3 separate regions of the Homo sapiens genome follow, and regions 2 and 3 are each linked to region 1. The links are chromatin contacts, found by Hi-C in ENCODE. All regions are on one chromosome and are shown on one strand. The core of a region is the stretch at or near the end of the contact, and the rest is flanking DNA. Distances in the headings are between cores, read along the strand shown.

The links. A loop is a pair of places that touch in the nucleus more often than their neighbours do. Pooled maps may share reads with other maps.
Region 2: a map of OCI-LY7 shows a loop between it and region 1 (10-fold over the local background). The contact joins two enhancer-like sites. A Hi-C loop is called at or near these places in 1 of 168 maps with a recorded cell type or tissue (OCI-LY7), 3 of 37 single-sample maps with no recorded cell type and 5 of 50 pooled maps.
Region 3: a loop to region 1 is called in a map with no recorded cell type, with 11 times the contacts of the local background. The contact joins two enhancer-like sites. A Hi-C loop is called at or near these places in 1 of 37 single-sample maps with no recorded cell type and 1 of 50 pooled maps.

The regions. Positions count from the first base shown.
Region 1 is chr22:48,088,281-48,091,890 of GRCh38, forward strand. No RefSeq gene overlaps it. Among named protein-coding and RNA genes, the nearest start is that of MIR3201, 180 kb to the right of the region's middle. RefSeq lists enhancers at 1,974-2,053, 2,084-2,333. Within about 2 kb of position 1,979, at least 6 of the 41 ENCODE cell types and tissues checked have a DNase peak (open chromatin) inside an H3K27ac peak, as active enhancers do; they include OCI-LY7, where a contact is called at or near this core.
Region 2 is chr22:45,775,460-45,779,069 of GRCh38, forward strand. All of the region lies in intron 9 of ATXN10 (ataxin 10), which reads left to right. Among named protein-coding and RNA genes, the nearest start is that of MIR4762, 17 kb to the left of the region's middle. RefSeq lists a silencer at 2,177-2,236. Within about 2 kb of position 1,997, at least 4 of the 41 ENCODE cell types and tissues checked have a DNase peak (open chromatin) inside an H3K27ac peak, as active enhancers do; they include OCI-LY7, where a contact is called at or near this core.
Region 3 is chr22:46,038,783-46,042,392 of GRCh38, forward strand. LINC00899 (long intergenic non-protein coding RNA 899) reads right to left here. Exons shown (of 4, transcript NR_027036.1): 4 at 1,125-2,270. LOC124905136 (a long non-coding RNA gene) reads left to right here. Exons shown (of 2, transcript XR_007068137.1): 2 at 1-1,655. Among named protein-coding and RNA genes, the nearest start is that of LINC00899, 4.3 kb to the right of the region's middle. Within about 2 kb of position 2,074, at least 6 of the 41 ENCODE cell types and tissues checked have a DNase peak (open chromatin) inside an H3K27ac peak, as active enhancers do.

The DNA of each region.
Region 1 (3,610 bases), core at 729-3,228:
ACATCAAAAATAATCTTCATAATTATCTGAAAAGTCTATGAAAATACGCTTCCATTTTCCACCTGGATATCTATGCAAGGCCGAATTGTCTTTGCATACTTCACCCAAAATAACATATTGCAACAGTTTGCATGCCGAAGAGAAGATGAGAACCCATCTGTCTTCTGTTAAACCAGGCACTAGGGAGATTTGCAGAAATATAAAACAATGTCACTCTTCTCCTTAACTTTGGCTTCGTCTTGGAAAACACTTAATTTTAATTAAAAACAGGTTATGTTTACACATCATGAGCTGACTGCAATTTTTATATTAAAAAATATGCAAACACTTAAAACATGTTTCAGTGTTCATTTCTCACATGGTAAATATCGATAGTTATAACTCATGTGAACCCAAGGTTTTTGGGCCTTCAGTGATTTTCAAGAGTGGAAAGGGTTCCTAAGACTAAATCATTTGAGAACCACTGACTCTGGTCAGGAGCGCCCTGGCCACTCCCTTGTTTGCCTTGCAGTGCCTGCGGGATGGCTCTGGGGGGGTTTTGTCCCATTTTTATCCCTTGTGTCAAATTTTTATTGACAAATAAAAATTATGTATATTCAAGGAGTCGAAGTAAGTATTTCAAGGAGTGATTGGCACACTGAACAGGCTCACTGTAGCACTGCTCACAAGGGCCAAGATCCAGAAACAATCTCCATGTGTGTCTATGGAAGACTGCGTACTGTAATGTGATGTATACCCAATGGAACATTATTCAGCCATAAAGAAGGAAGTCCTGCTATTTACAACAACATGGACGGACCTGGAGGCCGTTATGCCAAGTGAAATGAGCCAGGCCCAGAGAGACAAGTCTGGCATGGTCTCCTTCCAGGCCTCATCTCCTTCCAGGCCTTGTCTCCTCAAGGGCGGCATGGCTGGGGCCCAACTTGCCCTGCTCTGTCTCTTTCCTCCCTGCAGGAGCCACCCTGGGTCTCCGCCAGATGTCTGAGGAGCTGTCATCTGGCTGTGGGACTCCGGCTCTTACCACCAGACTGCTGTCCCCAGCATCTGGGCCTGGGAGACAATCCCTTTCCCTCCCACTCCTAGGATTGCTGGAAATTGCTTAACTCCCACCTGCAGGGGGAATGGGGGCCCAGAGACAGGCACAGCAGGCCTGGCAGAGGGCCTGGGGAAAGGCATCCTGGAGCAGCCAGGCTGACGTGGGTTTTGAGGGCTGCATGGAGCCAGCAACTAAGGATGAGGGGCTGGTGCCGCAGTCAGAGAGAAGAGTGTGCATGGATGGGGGAACCGGGTGCAGAGGCAGGGAGGAGGGATGGGAGGGCAGCAGGGGTGGGAGGCAGGCGGGGTGGGGAGAGTGTGCACACCTAGAGGCTCACTGAGCAGGTGGTGCCCCCCGCATATCCTGAGAGCATCTGAGCCCCACAAATTCTGCCCTCCCAGCGTCTCCGTCCCAGGGAGTGGAATCTCTTGCCAAGAGGCCAGCTTTCTGGGCCTGGACTCCTCGTTAGACACCCAGCAGGTCTCCCACCCTCCTTCCTGTCCCAGGAACTGTCCTCTGTTACTAATCTGTCCCATCACAAGCCTCCAAGATGGCCAGCAAGGCTGAGGTCACCTGACTGCAAGGCTGACTCTCGTGGCCTCTTGCCCTAAGCTCACCGTGGCTGCTACATGGCTGTGTCCAGGAATGCCAAGGCCACTACACAGCTGTGTCCGGGACCCTTTCAGGGTCAGAGTTGGAACCTGCTTTCTGCAGGGTCCTGAGCACGGTCCCCTCTTGAAGGGAAGCTGAGCATGCTGGGCTTGCGGCTCTCAGCGGGAGGACGGGGCCAGGCTGAGGACAGCCAGGAGAGCCTGGGCTGCCGCCTCCTTCCTAAGCCCCTAAATCATCTCCGAAGACACATAATTAAACCACAAATCAGATAATCTAAGGGCTCGGGTTTGTTTTGTTTTGTTTTATCACATGTCAGAAGCTGGAACAGCAAGCCGTTCGTCCTCCCACTCCCACAGGGCCAGGATGACTCAGTCCTTCCCCGGCCGGTGGTGCCAGCAGCAGGACGCCAGCCAGAGCCCGTTCCGGGTCACACCCCAGGCCCAGGGCAAGGCACGGCACCTCTCCTGCCTCAGTTTCCTCTTTTGTAAAAGAAGAATGAGAATGGCCTCCCCCTTGGGGCTGCTAAGCACAGACACGGTAAATGCTCAGTGCCTGTGAGCACTGGGATTTTTCTCTGCACCCACGCAGCAGCAGGCTTCTGTTTGTCCACTTGTATGCTTATGGAGACCTAGAATGGGGCTGCAGCTTCACTGCTAAGACCCAGGCCTAGTCTTTTTATCTCTCTGGGCTCAGTCCTTTCACTGGTAGACTGTGGACCCGATCTTCCCCAGGGTCTCTGTTCCATGCCTCCTTGGGCAGGCTATAAGAAAGCGAAAGTCAGCTAAGCCAGGAGACTCGCACAGGACGCAGGGAGAAGGGGCTGGGGTGTGCCTCCCACTGCTCCCAAAGGGCAGAAAGAGGCAGCATAAAGTGGACAAGGGCCTTTGGGTTGTATGGAATACATGGACTTGATCCCAGCTGGTGGGGATGAGAGAGAAAGCAGGTTTGCCCTCTAGGAAAGGAAAATAAATCTTGGCCCCTCCCCGCCCCACCAAAATCACTAAGCTAAAGGGAAAAGTCAAGCTGGGAACTGCTCAGGGCAAACCTGCCTCCCACTCTATTTAAAGCCCCCCACCCTGCTCACTGAGATGAATGCACATCTTATTGCCTCATTTGCAGAGGCTGATCAGAAACTCAAAAGAATGCAACCATTCGTCTCTTGTCTACCTGTGACCTGGAAGCCCCCTCCCCACTTCCATTTGTCCCGCTTTCGCCTCGAGTTGTCCTGCCTTTCCAAGCTGAACTAATGTTCATCTTGCATATGCTGATCAATGTCTCATTTCTCCCTGAAATGTATAAAACCAAACTGTGCCCTGGCCACCTTGGGCACATGTCATCAGGGCCTCCTGAGGCTGTGTCATGGGCGCGTCCTCAACCTTGGCAAAATAAACTTTCTAAATTAACTGAGACCTGTCTCAGATATTCGGGATTCACAGGTCCCTGATCACAGCAGTGAAGTTACATTGCCACCTTCTCAAGTGTGACACAGCACATCCTGCAAAACCAAAAGGCCCCCCTCCCTCCCCATGCACCTGCCTGCACCCTCCTGGTTTTCTGCCTCAGTCCCAGCCCCGTCCTGAGATCTCACGAGGCCTGTTTCTCCAGCTGCTCCCACTGTTCTGCGTTGGAGGTTTCCTTCCTGGGGGATTGACTGGGCCTGCCTGGGTAAGATCGGTTTTCCTACCCCTCTTCTATTTTGGGGAGCCTGTTTTTCTTATATTGATTTTAATTTATACCTGCTTATTTAAAAAGTAAGTTATAAAACTTATTTTATTCTCATGTTTCATCCTTCATCTTCACTGGCATTTTTCCCTGCACCAACTGTGGGCATGAGCCATGTGGGAGTCCGGAGACCCCAGCCCCACCTGGAAGGGGTTTCCCCGTCTGGTAGGACACAGCCAGTGACAGACAGCTGAAGCACCGTGGGCCAGCTCATCTGATGGGATTGGTCTATATAGAAAA
Region 2 (3,610 bases), core at 747-3,246, 2.3 Mb before region 1:
TGTCTTTATTCTGTTCAAACATTTTCTTGTTTACTTGTTGAAGCAGGTTCAGAAATAGTTATTCTGTAGTGTCTCAGTTTTATTAAAATGCAGTTAATATTGGAAAATATGGTTAGAATTAGGTGACTGCCAAACATGGCTTTCGTCAGTGTTAGCCTGTGTAATGACACTGTTTTTCTCCTTCGTGTGACTATTTATAATAAAAATGTGACTTGCAGTATTGTTATTGAGAGAGATTTAGTGAAAAACAGCGGTTGAGTAGTTTCCATGCTTCAAGTTTTACTTCCTCATTAGTGCCTCATGTCATGACCTGGGTCTCCGATTTATTTAGCACGGTAGCACCAATAATAAATATTCTACAGCCTCTAACCTGATAGATCATTCCGCCCCTCACAGCCAGCCGGGAGGTAACATTAACATCCGTTTGCTGGTGTTTGAAACCTGGAGCTCCCGGAGATTAAGTGGAGCCACCATGGGCACCGACATCTGTGGCCACTCCACAGCCCATTGGTTCCGTCCTTGACCCACACTTGACCTGTCTGCTGGAGGGGGACCCAATTCAGGGAACCCAGGGCTGTGCATCACCACCCTTGAGCATGTCCTGTTACCTTTCTGAACTTTAGTTTTCATGTCCTCGAAATCAAGATGGTGATATACTCTGTAAGCCTACGGTTAACCAGAGGTAGTAGTTTGCAGAATAAAAAAACACCCGTTGTGTAAAGGCTTCAGTGATTGTTTCCATTTCTTTCTGTCTAAAACTTAATGTGGACCATGGTTTACCTTAATCATAAACCACCCACTTGTTGCTTTGTTAATAACAACCAATCTTTTGATAGCACTTTCCATTCTATAAAGCACTTTCATAAGCATGTCACTGAAGAAGGTGTTTAAAACGAAGATGATCATGTCTGCAGGTGTGATGCGTGACATGGATATTTTGTCTGACCACCTTTCATTTTTTACCCCTTAAAATTTTCCCCTCTCAGGAAAGTTCACACACCCACAGCCATATGAAGTTTTTCATATAATTTGCACTCCCTGATACCTTTTTTTTTTTTTAATGTCAAAGTTGGAACCCTGCTTTAAGGCAATTAAACTGATATGGAAGAGAAGTTTCTACTTGAAGGCCAAGCAGCCTGGTTTGGAAGCCTGCATGGCTCAGCTGCCCACTAGTTGTGTGATCTGGGGCAAGAGTAATTGAGCCCTAGCTTTCTCAATAGAGAAAATGAAAATCATGCATTATGTCTTGCTGCATTGCTATAAACACAAACGATAATATATGTAAAGTATATCACGTGATGCTTGGTATATGAATATCACCCAAAATACTAACTGCTGCTGCCAGTTTTTTTAAGCATTGGTATTCTAATTAAATTATGTTTTTGCCAGTGATTCTGAGACAAGAGTTTTTAAAAGTTTCTTCATGGAAGGATCTGTACCGTTTTCAGCTTTTTATTCCTATGCATCATTTTTGCACATAATTTCTCAATAAATGTATCAAGTTGAACTTTTTGAGGCAAATAATATTTATGTCATTTGAATAGTGGACAACGATGAACTTGAATGACTTTATGTATGCATGAGCATTAATTTTAAATAAACCAGAAAGCTACTTTTATATTTCGAAAAATAATTCATTTGGGTTTTCCTGTTCAAACTTTGCCATGTTACTCCTAAGTGATACCTTACTTACTGAGATGGATCAGCCTTAGGGAGAGGTTTGTCATACTTTGTTACACACTGAATAGCCTATAATTATCAAGATTATATCCAGTTAGCATAAAGTGCTGTTTAGTTTCTGTTATGTCGTTGTTACCATAGCTGGAGTCGGGTGGGTGTTTAAACCTTTGTGAACTCAAAATTCTTTAATGATGATGGAATATTTCATGTTTTAGTATTCTCTTGATCTAGAGTATATGTTCAAATGTTTTACCAGGTATGTGTTTTTTACAGGTTCATATAATATATAAAATGCATTTCTGTTCCAAGAAAAATACAAGTGGTAAACAGTTGGGAGAGAGCTTGCATATTTTCCTTTATTGTCCTGTCTGATGATTAATGCATTCAGCTATGTTCAGCCTCACGTTTAACCAGGTTAGTGTTTAGTTTGGTTAGGCTGTTTTCCTTATGAGAACAGAAATGGCCAATCCTGTGCCCTGCCTGTCTTCCAGATGGAGTCTTTGCATTGTTTCCAGATCACAGTGCTTAATGTAAGGTCAGATTTTCTTGTGAAAACAGATTTTGGATTAACTATGTCTGTGCACTTGCACGCACCCCTCCGCACCTGCCTGTTCACTTAAGCTCTAGCTGCCTGCTGGAGTCATGGTTCTGATTTCAAGATGCAAATGAGAATTGAGATTCTGCTTTATAGCCTAAAAATGCAAAAGCAAATTCCTACTGCATGAATGGTCTGCAAGTCTCCCTTTCATAGAGACCATGAGGTGTAGTGGAAAGAGCTTGATTCTTATGAGGATTTAATGTAGGGGTGAGCAGACTATGCTGTGGGCCTCTATTTGTAAATAAAGTTTTATTGGGACATAGTTGTGTTCATTTCTTTAATATTGCCTATGGCCATTCTCACACTACAACAACACAGTTGAGTAGTTGCAGTGGAGACCGTATGGTTTGCAGAGTCTTAACTATTTATTTTCTAGCCCTTTACAGAAAAAGTTTGCTGGCCCCTGACTTAATGCAATAAAAAACTCAGTAGTTTGAATCCCAGCTGTGTTATGCAATAGCTGTATGACATTGATCATGTTCTGTAACCTCTTTGTACCTTAATTTTTCCCCTATTAATGTCATTTATCCATTTACTCAGTGAGTATATATTATGAACTTACTATGTGCCAGGCCCTGCTCCAAGCTCAGGAAATACAGCAGTGAACGAATACTGGCCTTTATGGAGCTTGCGTCTCAGTGAAACTTATCTTCATGAGGATAATTGTACATGCCTCCTAGGGAGGATGAGATGAATTAATATATGATACCTGTAAAGCATAAGTAGAGTACATGCTCAGTGTGTTCGTTATTATGCTAACTATAGGGTTGTTAATGTGTAAAACAAAGTAGAACCTCTGTTCAGAGTTGGAACCCTTATAAGTCCGCGTTTACTATTCTTGAGGTTTTTACTGAAATAACGAATGATTAGAAGTAATTGGGCATATATCTGGTACAATTAGCCTAAAAAAGAGAGAGAGGAGCTTGTATGAAATTAGGATTCTCCATTAAGTGAATAAAATCGTGTCACTGAGTTCCCAGCTAAGAGCAGTCTGAGATTGACAAGATTGTTCTTGGTACACAGGATGGCTCACATGGAAAAGATGAGAATGGGAAAAGTAAACATTTGATTAATATATGAAATTAATACTAGTTTCTTTGTATACATTCAATTTTGATAATTAATTAATTTGATATTTGTACAAAAAGGTCCTAGGATGTGAGCACTCTCCATCTTGGCACTCAGGCATGTCTGGTGAGTGGAATGGATACAGAGTATCAGAGGATCTAGAAGCTCCTGATTATATGAGTTGGGGAAAATAATTTTGCTGTGTTCCTCGTTTGTAAAGTAAGGAGACTGGACTGAGTTTTTCCAGGCTCTTTTCAGCTCTTG
Region 3 (3,610 bases), core at 824-3,323, 2.0 Mb before region 1:
GTGCTCTGAAGGCAGTATAGAAAAGATCTGGACTGGATCATCGCCACTGGCGTTGGTGGGTGTGAGCGACGTGTCCGTGTGTGTGTGTGTGTGTGTGTGTGCGTGTGTGCATGTGTGTATGAAAATAGAGATATTCACACACACCCCTGAGCTTGGTGGACGGACCAAACCAAAGCCTGCCTAATTAACATGAGGCTGCCTTTCATCTCTCAGCCCACAACTTGATTTTCATGGAAATTTCTCTGTGTGGGAAAATTACAAGCATTTCTGATACAGGCAAGTGTTGTGAGAGTATGGCAGCATGTTGTCCTGGAATACTGGGATTTAGAGGCTGGGTTCCCCTAGCCTGTTCCTAACCAGCTGTGTGGCCTCTGGCTCCTTTCTTCACCCCCCATCTCTTGGTTTCCCCATCTCAAGTGCTCCAGGAAGGAAACACACAGGCTGTGCCCACATGCGTGGGCATTCACAGCACGTGCGGGTGACATTGCTCATTAAAACACTGTAAAAATTAATTGGCATTCACAAAGTTCTAGTCACAATAGCAAACATTTTAAAAAATCAGAAACAGGCCAGGCACAGTGGCTCACGCCTGTAATTTCAGCACTTTGGGAGGCCGAGGTGGATCACTTGAGCCTGGGAGGCAGAGGTTGCAGTGAGCCGAGATTGCACCACTGCACTCCAGCCTGGGTGACAGTGAGACCCTGTCTCAAAAAACAAACAAACAGACAACACAAACAATTCAATTGTCCATCAGTATGTGAGTGGGTAAACAAATGTCAATAGGCATATGATAAAATATCACGTAGCAGTAAAAAGGAATGGGCTATTGATAAACTCAACAACATAGATAGCAGGATCCCGAGCAAGAGTTCATACTCCATGAGTTAAAATTTTTTTTTAATAAATTGAAACTGATCTACGGTGGTTGGATTCAGATTGCTGGCTGCCAGGAAGTCAGAGACTGCCTGCAAGGGGCTCTAGGGAACATTTTGTGGTGATGTTTTCTTTCTTGATCGTGGTGATACATGTCACGGTTGCATACATTGTCAAAACTCATCGAACAGTAGAGGTGAAAGGGATTTTGCTGCATGGAACTTATTCCTTAATAAGGTTGATTTCAAAAATTAACTGGTATTTATACTTTATTTTTCAAATCTTGTAGAAAATAATGACATAAAATGCTCACAACGTATTCAACAAAAAGACTGTAAAATAACCTATAGTATGATCTAATGATTATATATACATGAATATATGTATGCATTTATAACTTACGATATGGTCCATTCATATAGATATGTGTACACACACACAAACACATATATGCATGCGCACATATATACACATACAGTTTGGAAAATATAGCAGAAGGACTTTCAACCAAATGCATTCAGTAATTACCTCATGGGTAATTGTTTTCTTTTTATTTTTTAATTCTAAATACCCTCTTAGTTTTTTCTTAATTCTAAATATCCTCTTAGTTTTTTTTTTTTTTTTTTGTACTTTTCTGTAATGAACACTATTTTTGTGGAAGAGAGTCTTTTTTGCTTGCTGTATTTTTCTTTATTGTTAATTGACAAATAATTGTATGTATTCATGAGGTATAATATGTTATATATATAACACTTTTCTTTTTATAAACAAATAAAAACAAACATCTCTCTTTTTTTTTTCCAGCTGTAGCAGGCCAGGGACATGGGGCTGGGCCCTGGACAGGGTGGTGAGGACATCCCGGTTCCCACGAAAAGCAACCGCCTGGCAAGTCTGGAGCAGGCGAAGAGGGAGTGAGGGGGTGTGGCTCGCTCCCCAAGTTCTTTGGCTCAGCTTCAGTGCTGGGTCATTCTTGGGGACTGCTATGCCCACTGGGCACTGCAGAACTTCTGGTGCGTGTGGCTAAGGGGAGTCGGGAAGAGCCCTGTCCCTGGACCAGACCTTCCTGTTGGGAGTACTGGGACCCAGTGACCTTGTGCACCTTTCCTGAAGCTTCTGGGCCCCAAGTGGTCGAATGCAGAGTGGGCTGGGGAGTCACAGACTGTGCTTCCTGCTTTCAACCTCCGTTCCAGGTTCCTGTGCGTTCCGTGGGCCCATCCACCTGGCTGGGCTTGGCTAGGCTGTGACCTTCTCTGAGGACAGGGCTCTGCCTGCATTTGGAGCTGCTGGGACCTCAGTGTCACCCCCCACTCTCGCCAGCTGGCCTCACAAAGGTGCCCAGGAGGAGACCTGATTGCCGACTCCTTTCCCCTCCCTGGCTGAGCAGATTCTACAACAGCCTGTGGAAATTAAAATAAGAGCTTAAAACTGTCAAAAAAATTTTTTTTAACCAAGTCACAAATGGGAAAGCTGAGGCGGCAGCAGGTTAAGGACACTTTGTGATGTAGCGTTCTCTCCCAGTGCTTTCGTACTGTAAACATCACAGTCCACGGTCCCTGTGAACAGGCAGCCACAGAGACTGGGTTTAGACTTGCCGGGGAAGGCTGCATCCAAAGTGGGGCCAGCTCAGAACTATTCCACCACATGGGGGGCCATTAGTTCTGCTCAGTTCTGTGGGGCCTCACTAGTGTTTCTATTTAAAAATAAGTCAAGGTAAAAGAAAAAGTTTCAAAATGTAACAGTCACGTATCTATTTCTGTAATTGTAAAGAAATACACTGTCATGTGACGGCTGGAGGCTCTGGAGCAGAGGGCCTAGGAGGAATTTTTTTTCTTTTTCTTTTTCTTTCCTGAATTCTCCAAACCGTCTATCACAGTGTGTATTGCTTTTATAACGGGAAGAGATAAAATAGACTTACATTAAAAATAATCAAACTGCACCTGTGCCTACATGTCAAATGATAAACGTGACAATCAAAGGCACTTTTTATTTATCGAATACCTGGTTCATGCCACATCTCCTGCTAGGCCCTCCCAGCGTGCTGGCTCCTCAGAACACCCTGCAGGTGGGAGCTGGGCACCAGGGTCCCTGAGGCAGCATTCAGCACCCACGTGGCAGAGCCAAGGCTGGACAGGGATGATTCCAACATCCAGGATTGTATTATGCTTATAACGACTTCCTGCCTGTTTGTATTTAAGACAAGGTCTCTCACTGCAGCTTTGACCTCCCGGGCTTGAGCAGTCTTCCCACCTCAGCCTCTGGAGTAGCTGGGAGTTACAGGTGCACACCCCCATGCTTGGCTAATTTTTGTATATTTTGCATAGACAGGGTTTCGCCGTGTTGCCCAGGCTGGTCTGGAATTCCTGGGCTCGTGCGATCCACCAGCCTCGGCCTCCCAAAGTGCTGGGATTACAGGCGTGAGCCACAACGCCCAGCCCCTGTCTCTTAAAGGTGAACATTTTCCCTAAATACAATGATCTTCAGTTAAAATATTTGTATCTTACATAGAATCTGGAATTATTTCTGTAAACAGAATTTAGTAAAAGAAATATAAAAATCAGCTGGGCACGTTGGCTCACGCCTGTAATCCCAGCACTTTGGGAGGCCGAGGTGGGCGGATCACAAGTTCAGGAGATCGAGACCACCACCCTGGCCAACATGGTGAAATCCCGTCTCTACTAAAAATACAAAAATTAGCTGGGCATGATGGTGCGCACCTGTAGTCCCAGCTACTCAGGAG